Regions from separate parts of the Mus musculus genome. Here region 2 is linked to region 1. A link is a loop called in an ENCODE intact Hi-C map of the cell type or tissue named here. Cell type or tissue: heart. All regions are shown on one strand. Links, peaks and the distances in the headings refer to the core of each region. The heading gives the core; the rest is flanking DNA.

Region 1 (6,020 bases), core at 2,094-4,593:
TCTATCTATCTATCTCTCTCACACACATATACACACATATACACATACACAAAGAGAGGGAGGGTTTAAAACGTAGGCTCAAACATCTTCACTTATCTACCACAGCCAGGCTCTTAGCCATGAACTAAGAAAGATGAACCCATTACTCTGCTGTGTATGGCAGTCACAACCAACTGGTTTGCCTTCCATACTCATCTGTCTGAAGCATTGTTACTGTTGTTATGAGTTGGTCTCCCCAACCTTGAGCTTGAAGGATGTTCTCACCCTGAAGATTCTGGCAAATGGCAATGACAGATGTGGGAGAGGAACTCCATACATGAGTGGCTCAAGGAGAGGTCAAGAGAGTACACCTTCCGGGTTGTGATTAATACAGACATCGATAGGATTCTTTCAGCAGAGAGATCCCCTTGAAGACCAGCAGTAGAAAGTCTTAGAGGAGGATAGGCCAAAGGACTGGGTAGATATCTGAGACTTTTTCTGGAAGGAGGTGTGATCTCCATGCAGTGCTTGGCACCTCAGTTTGGTGTCTGGTAACTAAGAACTTCAGCTCCACGAGGAAAGGATCTACAGCCAGAAAAAGATGTCTTACCTGCTGCTGTGTGCATATGTCAAAGCCTCCCATTTCTTATGGATGCCTTTTTTAGAATATTTTAAAAGAAAATTTGGGAAAAGTGTTGGGGAGAAGGCTTACTTGATAAAGTGTTTGCTACCACAAAGATGGAAGTTATGGGTTTCATTCCAATAACCCACGTGAAAAGCAAGACGTAGTAGTTTGCTTGTAAGTCCAGTATTTAGGAGGCAGATTCGGACAGCTCCGTGGAGCCCAGTTGTCAACCATCCCAGCCTAAATCAGTAAGTGTCAGGTCCCAGTGAGACATCCTATCTCAGAAAACAAGATAGGTGGTTCCTGAGCACAAACACATGAGGCTGACCTCTGGCTTCCATAAAAACATGGGCTCGTGTGCACCCTCAAATGCACGTACTGGCACACAAATTCACACATTCACTCAGACACCAACATATATGCTTACCCCTACAAGAAATCTGTGATGAAAACAAGCTTCTTCGTTATAAGTATTCATTTAAAAAAAAAAAAACCGAAAACAAAAACTTCAGTGAACATCTTCCCACATGTCAGTGAGGAAAGGCAATGGTCTCTACTTAAGAACAGGCTGTGGATTGTATTTGGGATTCTTCGAAAGCCAGCTGCATTTTTATTTCTGGTGTGAAACAATTAATGTGTTTCTTTGTGTCTGAGGTATGTAGCTGATCGTACACTGTCTGGAGCTCCTGAGCAAAGGAAAGTTAAGAAGCCAAAAGACTTGCAGATTTCTCTTGGTGAGCCAGGCTGCACCCTCCACCGTTCTGACATCTAAGGTGTTCGCAAAGCCAACATTCATAATCGGCATCACAGCCACCCACTCGATCTGTGCAGTTCAGACCTAGAGAGCCCACACTCTAGCACACTGCCATCTTTTGACCAGGAGAAGCATAGCAGGCAGAGGAACAAGAAAGCATGGGAAATCTTTTCTGTTTCTAGCAGTAACCTATTAAACTAAAGCATCATCACCGAGGCTATCCCGTTGGCTCCACTCTCTAAAGCTCTCTGAATTCAACAGAAGGAAGCAGAGCTCTATGAACATCACAAGAGTAACTCAGTCTTTCTGACCAGGCTGGAGCCCCCGTTCTTAAATCGGCCCCTGTGTCCACACGGCTAGAAGCGTTTTCATGCAGAAGAGGACATATGAGCGGCTAAAGGGAATAGACAAAGGAGGAAGATGATAAAATATAATTAAATAGACAACCCCATGTCAAACAACTTAAACGTCTATAACGCTCAGTACTTCTAGCCATTTTCGCAACCTTTAATGCTTACCTTTTGGAGTTTATGTTAATAAAAACTGAGGCTATTTTAAACGCTCCTGACTTTGTTAGTATCTAGGTTTCTTTCTTGAACAGAGGATTCTGATCTCTGGTGAATGAGAGAGCTTTTGTTTGATGTAACTCCTTAGCTTTTGAGAGTATAGCACAATTATAATACGTCTCCCTTTTCTTTCCTCACTGCAAATCTTCCTGTATAACTTCCTTGCTCTCTTTCAATTTTAGGGCCTATTTCTGCATTAATTGATGTATGCATATATGTAATATACACAAATTTAATGTTACTTGCATGCGTGTTTTGTTTGATTCCTGCAAGCAGAGCCAGATACTCTGTCACATCCCTGTGACAGAGATGATGATGATGTTACTTAGAGAGGTAAACTCCAATTCTTACTGTAACATAGCTTTAGAATACGTGACTACATGTGATTACACGGGGCCCTTTTTACTTGAATTCTTAATCAACATTACATAAGGGATAGCCTTTACTCAGAATAGAACCACTCTGATGTGGATAATTGTCAAACTATTGTAACTTTAAGGCTGAATTCACTTTTCTATTTGTATAAACAGTATTTGTCTGGTATTTTCTTTTTCTTTTCTTTTTTTTCTTTTTCTTGTCAGAGTGCCCAGTTTTGTTTTCTGTTTGCTTTGCTTTGTTTTTGCTAGATAGTTGATTGTTTCAAGTTGAATACTAAGTTCTGTGGCTGGAACTAAATAATACAATGCATTCTACGCAGACTATTCCATGCCTCTTGCTTCTTGGTTTTTATTTGCTATGATTGTGTTCTTCTTCTGTGTCTTAGACAACACCTCAACCCTTAGCAGGGCAGATAGCTCCTATTGCTTAACAAGAACAGTGAAAACCACCCTTAAGAAAGCAAACCTTTGTTAAGAGGCATCTAACTATTGCTAAAATGTTATGTCACTTAGCAACCACAAAAGAACATACTCTTTTATAGGCAAAGGAAAACATTTTCTGGATGCTACTGTTATAACTGCATTTTAGATAAAAAGACTGTCAATGAATAGTATATCATGGGCCTTGAGCTAGCTTCCTTTCTTTCTTTCTTTCTTTCTTTCTTTCTTTCTTTCTTTCTTTCTTTCTTTCGTGAGCCTTCTTTAACTATTGAATCAATTCTAGTCTACCAAGGTTAAAACTGGAAAGAGCAAAGTCCTCTTTCTTGATTGGCCAATTAAAATAAAAACTAGAAATATTTCAAAGTTTCATGTTTGTTTTACAGAGGCTTTTGAACATTACTGCAGTTCTGAGTTTTACACCTTTGTCCCTTGGGGAGGGCAGTATTTCCTTCACGTGAACTGTCAGGTGGTGGGTGACTAATCTCTCACTGTGCTTTGAGGTCTGGGAAGCGCTTTCATACTCCTTATCTTGCTTGACCCTTCTCCTGCCCTCTGGAGCTGGCATGGATTGCAGTGTTATCTTCCCTTTGCATGTGAGAGAAATGAAACTCAAGGGCCTTCTTTGGCTCGCCTAAGCCAGACAACTGCTAAACAGTCAAACCAAACAAGGAACTTCACCAGACAACAAAACCAGCAACTCAGAACGCTGAACAATAAAAAGAGGACGACTTGCAAACACCAAAGTCACTACCACTTTGGTGAAAAACAAACAAACAAACAAACAAACTTGATTTGAGTTAAATAAATAAAATTACAAGCTAAAATTGATAGTTCCATGGATTGGATTTCGTGTATAAATATATACATAAGTACATATGTAAAAATCATATACTTGGGCCAGCAAGATGGTACAGTGCATAACTCTACTTGAAGCCAAGTCTAATAACCTGAGTGCTATCACAGAGACCTTCATGATAAGAGAGAACTAGCTCCTCTCTGTCCTCCACTTCCATACAATATATGCATATGGTAAACAAATATCCAGAGACTGCCCCACCCGGGGATCCACCCCATATATAGACACCAAACCCAGGCACTATTGAAAATGACAAGAAGTGCTTGGTGACTGACAGGAGTCCAATATAGCTGTCTCCTAAGAAGCTCTGCCAGAGCCTGACAAATACAGAGGGGAATGCTCGCAACCAACCATTGCACTGAGCACGAGAACCCTAATAGAGGAGCTATGGAAAGGACCAAAGAAGCTGGAGGGGTTTTCATCCCCATAGGAGGAGCAACAATATCAACCAACCATACCCCCCAGAGCTCCCAGGGACTAAATCACCAATCAAAAACTACACATGGAGGGACCCATGGTTCCAGCTACATATGTAGCAGAGGATGGCCTTATTTGGCCTCAATGGGAGGAGAGGTCCTTGGTCCTGTGAAGGCTTGATGCCCCAGTGTAGGGGAATGCCAGGGTGGTGAGGTAGTGAGTTGAGAGTGGGTGGGTCGATGGGGGAGCACCCTCATAGAAGCAAGAGGATGAGATAGGGGATTTATGTGGGTGGGGGGACTGGGAAAGGGGATAATTTTTCCTTCTGTGCTTTCACCCTGGAATTCTGAGATTGAATTCTGGTATCCAGCTTTGCATGGTAAGTGCCTTTATCCACTGAACCACTCCACTGGCTCTCAGCTGGTTTGGGGCCAAGAGATACTAGTCTGATATTATTGTTCATTTTTCAGTATTAGGTTTTAAAAATTGTATGTTACATAAAGTAGCATATAAACTACCATATTTGATTATATTCTAAATATGACATGAACAACATTAGATTCTAAATGTATTATTAAAAGTGTGGTCTCAAATTATGATATCTTAGGAGCCTACCCTGGATCTGTTCTTATAGAGTGGAAAAGGTAATGGTGTACTTTTAACTGACTTGTGAAAAGGCCTAAGCTAATAGTGTATACAGGGTTTTGATCCTACCATGTGGTAAATATGAGGTGAATCTGACCCTAACTTACATAAGGGATTTTGTTCATAGAACTTGGTAAATATGAGACCAATATGACCAGTAATCTTTCCCTGGCATGTGCTGCATCAGTGTTTAGTCAGATTATTGTCTTGGCGACAAAGATGCTTTACATAAAATTTAATACGTAAAAAAGAAAATCTTTCCTAGAACAACATCTACTGCTTTATCTGAATTATTTATACTAGGAAACGATTGGAAAGCCCCTGTGTTCAGCGTGAGTGTGTTGAGATATAGGGTGAAATATTTAATTAATAAAAAAGACAGATGAATCAAAGGAATACTCAGCAGCAGCAGGGTCATTGATTGAGCAGTGTGATTGTGTTTTATGGCTCACAGTCCTCACTCCGACTCTTGTAAGATCGGCACGCACGACTGGTGTATGGGAACTCTTGGCTGTACAGAGCTTATTGCTTCCAGAAAAGGAGTGCTGGAATTCCAGCTAAAGAGGAGGCAGGTGGCTGGAAGCTTTGATGAGGCTAAGGAGCAACCACTATAGGTATCAGGAACTGGAAGAGGTGGGAGAAGAGAGGATTACAGACAGAGAGAGGAATCCCATGTTGAAACACTGTGGGTGGCAGAGTGTTGAATGATGCTGAAGTCACGTGATGTGGATGTGTGTGGATGACGGAGGAGAAAGGAAGAGGGTTGCAGAGAGAGCACGCTGAGTAGAAAACACTGGAGAAGTAAGAGAAACCAGCATCTGAACCACTCTCTCAGCCCATTAATGGGGGTGGAAATGGGAACATAAAAGCAGCCACTGGCTTTCTTGAGGATTCGGTTTATGAGTCAAGTCACTATTTTGAATTAACATAGACATTTACAAGGTATCATCCACACTGAAATCAAGAAGCGGAGAGAGCCATAGGTGGAAAGCTCCACTTTGTGACGGTAGCAGTATATAGTCTAGAGAGTTCCTGGAAGCAGACCTTAAGAAAGAACTTATTAAGGTGAAGTTCTGGGTTTCTCTTGCCTTTCTTTAAGATTAGAATAACAGAAAAGAGAAATAAGTAGGGACATGTTCATTTATTCATTCATTCAATTTTTGAGCTCTGGATATCCTGGAATTTACTGTGTATTCCACAATAACCTCCAACTCATGGAGATTTGCCTGCTTCTGCCTCTGCTGAGGTTGTGCTCCACCGTGTCTGGCTAATAGAGAGATTTAAAGCCAGCTTATGCACTTGCTAGGTTAGAAATAGCCACATGTGGCAGTCAGTCAGGAAGTGAATGAATTCTTATGGT
Region 2 (6,020 bases), core at 2,086-4,585, 220 kb before region 1:
GTTCATACAGACTTTCCTTTTAGTTTTTAATGTGATTTAATCATGTCAAAGCAACTTTGCTGTTCATGGGCAGTAACAAAGACTGCCATAGGTTTAAAACTTTGTACAACTCTGGAAAGTGTGGCAGCCACTCATGGAGGCTCTTCTGCATTGCAGGTGATGCAACGGTGACGATAGCGCACAGATACACCCCCAGAGAACAACTGAAGGCCCACACTCAACTAGCAGACATCATCATAGTGGCTGCGGGTAAGTCCGCATTGATGGTTATCTGGTGGGGTGACATGGCAGAGTCATTCCTGCCCTAATTTTTGATGCATTTAAAGAACATATAAGAGACACACATAGGTAAACGTATGACTGACTCCTGTGAACTGAAGGTTGTCTCTGCACAGTCATCATATTGGCCCATTGTACCTGTGTCAGCATCTGTCACACCACTGTGTGCACTTTGCCAGCCACTTTGACAAACATGACTGAGCAACATTTGTACAAACAGATTGGTGCCAGTTGGTAATATCTTGTGGTGTAGGGGAAGAGAAAGACACTGAATTTGCTCTTTAAAATTGTGCTGGTGAAAGCAGACTGTTGAAGGGAGAAACATATAACTACCATGCAACTCTGACAACACCCAAGTGTGAGACACAGCTTTCAGAGTCAACTAGAGCATGTCCCAGTGACTACATCTGGCACGAGAGTCAGAGTATTTACACAAAAGATGGTGTCTACAGTTTGGTGTAACAAAATGAGGGTTTCTGCTTTGTATGAAAGAATGTATAGAAAGAAGAATCAAAAGTTGTATTTTCTTAAGAATAAGGAAAAAAAATAGAGCCAACCCTGACTTTATTATAAATGGAGCCACATAAAGCCACTAGCTCTTCAGCTGGTCAATTCCGTGTTACTGAAGTTCTTAGGAGAAGAAATTAAACAAACAAACAAACAAACAAGCAAACAAATCAATCAACCAAACAAACAAGCAAGCAAACAAAAAAGCATTTTAGAGAAATCTTTGCTAATTTTAAGAATTAATTCTTGCTGTATTTTGAAAGGCATAAGTATTTCGTGTTCTCTTTTAACTTTGTTAAAATATTTAACAGACCAAGTATCATGGTGTACAAGCACAATACTACATTGTGTGTAGAATGTATTCCATTCCTTCTGTGTAACCCACCTTTTAAAGAATGCTCATGCACAGAGCACGGTGTATTGAGTTGTGCTCACTAAATATCATTATTTTCTTTCAGTTTTGAGATTAAGTTCTTTTGTAGTTTAACAAAGAAAGAAATATGTCAAAATAATATGTATGTGTTTATTATAACATGTTTAAATTGATCTGTTTAAATTAATAGAGTAAGTAAAGTGACCAGAATGATATTTTAGATCCTAGAAAAGGCTAGAGTAAAGAGCTCATATGTGTGACTAATTTGCTTAGAAATATTGAGAGTCTACAGCATGTTTCTGATTTAATCAAACATGAACAATTTCAGGTAGCAGAGGGAAGATTGGATTTGCTCACTTAATAATCATTGAACTCTTACTGCACAACAGAAGATGTTACAAATTGTAAGGATTATGATACTTAATAACATGATGAAGCCCAATCATTGAAGAAGTTAAAACATTTGTGGGAAAAAGCACACAAACACTCAATCAATCGAAAATCATGTCAGATAAAGAGAAGTGCCACACTGAGGTTTAGTGAAGGAAGAGAATACCGATGCGACACCATTTTAGATATCAATCACTGATAATAATTTCCAAGAAGTGGCCATTGAGTAGAGTCTCATTCCTGGCCATTCATCTGCCTACCAGATCCACTCTGCCTTGTCTTGTTTTGGTCTTTATGTCCTGTGGACAGCCTGGCTTGTATATTTTATCCACTGGCTTCTGCCAAGGTTTGGTACCACAGGAAATCTGAAGGGAAGGGAGAGAAAGCCCTGGGTGTGTTGTTTCTTCTCTCTTCCGCCTCCTTCCCTCCTGCTACTTTCTACTGGTGTCTTTGCTGGTGATGTTCTTCACTCTCACTGTGCTGTAGTAGGGCTGTGCCCTCCATGTGCCCCCCTCAGGCATGGGCATGCACGTGCATTCTCCCATCTCTCACGCCCCGGGCTCTCAGTGACCCCAAACACAGTTTGCAAAGTACAGTATAACGTTCCTTTATAACTCTTCTTCATATGATGGTCTGGGATTCTGTGCCCTAGGTACAGTGAAAGAATATTCAAGGAAGCACATCTCAGAGAACAACATTCCAAGGAGGGGGGAGGGAGAGGGAGGGAGGGAGGGAGGGAGGGAGAGAGAGAGAGAGAGAGAGAGAGAGAGAGAGAGAGAGAGAGAGAGAGAACAAACCACAAAGTCATGGGGTGGGGGATTGCTGGCTGTACATGGTATGGTCCAAGCTGGAGATATTGGGATTTTATTGCATATACTGTTTGGTTATGTTTGTATAGTAGTACGTTGTTATGAAAGATAGCGTAAGAAATACTTACACAAATAAGATACCTTATTTGTGATCTCAAAGGTGTGGACTTTGGTGTGAGCCAGGGATGGAGAAAAGAACAGTAGACAAGCTCACCCATTTAAAGCCTCCATCAGAATGTCAAGAACTGTCACTATAGAGCCAAGAGCAGAAGCAAAGAGAAAAGCTATTATGATTTCATTTAATGGATCCAAGGTAGTTTTTTTCCTTACTTGGTATATATAGTGTTTATTTCTTATTTATAGTCATAATTATATCCAACGCTTGAGTGATAGCTTCGATCATTCTCCTGCTTCATTGCGTGTTACTGGTAATACACAACAATTTATATTTTGAAAGTGTGTTTAATGCTAATAACTTGTAAACAGTGAGCCATGTTTCTCAACGTTTGTGTTTATCAACCATAATATTGAATGGATTTTTTTCCTAGTGGAGAAAACTTTCTCAGCGGGTATTCAAGCTTGTGTTTTGTCTTGTCATCATGACAAGCAGCAAGTCCTCTTGTGAGATCCACTGACAGTCTCTTGTGACTGAATCAACACATATGTGACAAGTCGTTCATTATACCTGACATGGTCAGCATCCTCAAACTTCTCCTGTGGGCTTCTGTTTAAAGTCTGAGGTCAGAATCCAGCCTAAGGTGTTACAGAAGCAAGGAGAGGCAAACAAAGAAGTCTAGAAAAGGAAGAATTGAGCTTATCCATAATTAGCCCAGAGCGGCCAACATGGTAAAAGGCCTGTGCTCAGGCCTTTTTGATTAGCTCCTCCTACAGCCCATCTCCCTGGGAGGATCCTCTCACCACCAGAGGGCTCCAGTTCTATTTTATGAAGTAGTAATTTGGCCACAGGCCACCATGGCAAAAAGACATTTTGAGGGAAGAGACAGAGAACAATTCATACTCCTTGTTCCCATTTCTTTTCAGAAAGCACATTACGCTTTCTGAGTGCTGCAGGACTACCTCCCATGCAGGCCCCGAGATCATCCCGAAGAAATAAGTACTTAGTCAGGGGAAATTGTCTGGGAAGAACATTTAGACTTTATGAGAGACAAATAAAAATGATTGCTACATTTCCACTTCATTCGCTAATAGTCACGAGGAGAATTTAAGGATAAAACATAGAGATATTAGTAACTGCGGTAATGACAGAAACCAGGAATCTATACTATAAAAGGGCCTATATAACTACACAATAGCAACAAAGTATTACTAGAACGGCCACAGCATGCATCCTGTGTGAGAAACCAACGAATACATTTAGGAGTGGGAATCAAATAGGTACAGAGTGACCTAATGGCAGAGGTAGCTAGAGCAGTGAGGGCTGGGTCAGCGTCACAACTAGAATATCAGCATATATGGAAACAGTTGCATCTAGAGTGTGTATGTGTGTGGGGGGCAGGTGAGTGTGCTATGTGTCAGAAAGACTGATAACCTTCTATAGATGACTGTGGAGAATTTGGTGATGAATTCTGGAAATGGGATTGCAGAAGATGAGTAAAAGAAGAAATCACTGTGTGGTGACCCCGAGGCATGAGTAATATTAGCTTACGTTAACACTGACCTCAGCCTTCCAGTTTCCCGTAGTATTCACCCGAGAGGTCGAACTGTATGTTACTTAACTCTTGAATATATGCTCCCAGACTGATATTTGGAATTAGTCAGAATCTCAAATTAGAAAATCAGATCCTGATAAACTAAACTTCAAGTCTATGGGAAGCTACCATTCTGAACCTATTTGTAGTTGTCTGCCATCTTCATTCTCCTATGGCAGGAGTAGGCCTGATTACTGTCCTTTCTTCTTCTCCTTCTCGTCTTTTAAAGCTTGATAGATACATACTTAGAATCACATTGGGCACAGAACTATGAAGAGAGTTCATTCAGTAAAGGATTTGCCTTATAAACACAGAGATCTGGGTTTGCTACACAGAACCCATGCAGGAAATGTCCAGGCATGATCGACTGTGCTTGTAATCACACTGCTGGGAAAGAAGGTAGGCAGGTCCCTGGGTGCCCACTGTCCACCCAGCCTAGACTGTTGGGTGAGCTGTGGGATAACAAAAGACCTTGTGTCAGAAAGGAAACAGTCCCTGAGGGATGACACCGAGGTTAACCTGTTCTCTCTACTAGGGCACATAAACGTGTATCCCCTGACATGGCACACACAGCGTCCGATGCACAACACACACAGCATCTGCTGAATAGAAGAGGTCCTTGGGCCCTCTTCTATGTGGCTCTAGAAGGAAACTGAAGGGTAGAGTAAGTTTGTAAAACTCCTTAGAATTATTATTCAGATAGGACAGCAATTTATTTTTTGGAACTTCCCGAAGTCTCTCCACCCATTTGAGTAAACTCAGAGGAGTGCTGAGTCACTGGTGTGTCCACTTGTAGGTTCAGGTGTTGGCAGTGCTGAAGATGGCACCTTGTCCCCTAGGCCACCCTCTCCCGCAGGGTGATGACCTCCTCAGTCTGACCTCAGCACCTCTATGGCAACACTTTTCATGAAAGACAACATAATATAAAGTAAGGAGAATGGCAGGTCAGTGCAGACGTGGAAGAGTCATCTGCCTGGCTACCACAAGGTGAGCCACCCACTTCCTGTGTGCACTTCTCCCATCGCATCAATTCTTGGGTACATTACCGTCCATCCTCATCCTAGGATCTCAGACTCTATTCTCTGCTGTATTTCTCACTCCTTGGAGTAGGGTTAGTGATTTTAAAAATACCTGGACACCGAAATCCCAAGGGGCAGGACAGAGCTACGGTCTGCTCACCGTCTCCAGCTTCTGCACCCTGGGAGTCTAGTGAGTTCACACAGAGCCACAGCAGTTTAGAACACCACCACCACTGTAATGTGGCCACACTAAAGCATCCTTCTTCCCATACCCTGTTTCTCATTTTCCAGTTTCTCCTTTTTAACTAGACTGTGCCTCTCCATTTAGAATTCCTCCCCTCCTTTATCTCAAATTTGTCAGTTACCTTTACTAGTATAGAGGGATGTGCACAGGCTCTGGGAAGGGGTAAATACTTAAATTCTAACTCTACTGCTTATTAGACAAATCACAGCATCTCCCTAAAATCCACTGTACCTCTTCATATTCAAATCAGCAGTATCTAGAGCTCCTTCCCCCAACCCCCCACCGCGTTCCATTTCCATCAGGATTTATTGTAACAAAAACATATTTTTATTATATATAATAATTTAAAATATTTGTGAATATATTTATATGTATAAAAAATTAAATTGAAGAACTAACAAAAATGCTGTGGTAAAAAAAAAAAAAAAAAAAAAAAAAAACCAAAATAAATGAAAAGAAGACCAGAACTGTAAAGAAGCGTTTGGGGTATGACACAGGAAGTACTGAGAATCACCATAGAACATTCCTGAAGCGACTTCCTCTGTACTGGGACCTCAGCAGCCAGGTATGATTTGTTCATCACTGTGATTCTTCAGCCTGATGGAGAATCTTGCTGTCAGCAGGAGGCAACCCAGTGATGAGCTCTTCAGAAGCCAGGGGCCTACCTTGGTTCAAGCTTCTCTTCTAGAA

What was found. Peaks named below come from ENCODE experiments on the same cell type or tissue, not always from the same donor. Only the 100,000 strongest peaks of a DNase experiment are listed, where the experiment ranks them.
Region 2: a loop joins it to region 1, with 7 times the contacts of the local background. A loop is called at or near these places in 7 of 42 quality-filtered maps.

The regions. Positions count from the first base shown.
Region 1 is chr5:91,197,368-91,203,387 of GRCm38, forward strand. No RefSeq gene overlaps it. Among named protein-coding and RNA genes, the nearest start is that of Gm23092, 18 kb to the right of the region's middle. In heart, for the core only: no CTCF peak of the experiment used is centred there; no DNase peak of the experiment used is centred there; H3K27ac peaks cover 281 bases.
Region 2 is chr5:90,974,167-90,980,186 of GRCm38, forward strand. It overlaps Mthfd2l (methylenetetrahydrofolate dehydrogenase (NADP+ dependent) 2-like), which reads left to right. Exons shown (of 8, transcript NM_026788.1): 6 at 157-249. Among named protein-coding and RNA genes, the nearest start is that of Gm52819, 37 kb to the right of the region's middle. In heart, for the core only: a CTCF peak has its summit at 3,275 (motif pointing right); a DNase peak (open chromatin) is centred at 3,295.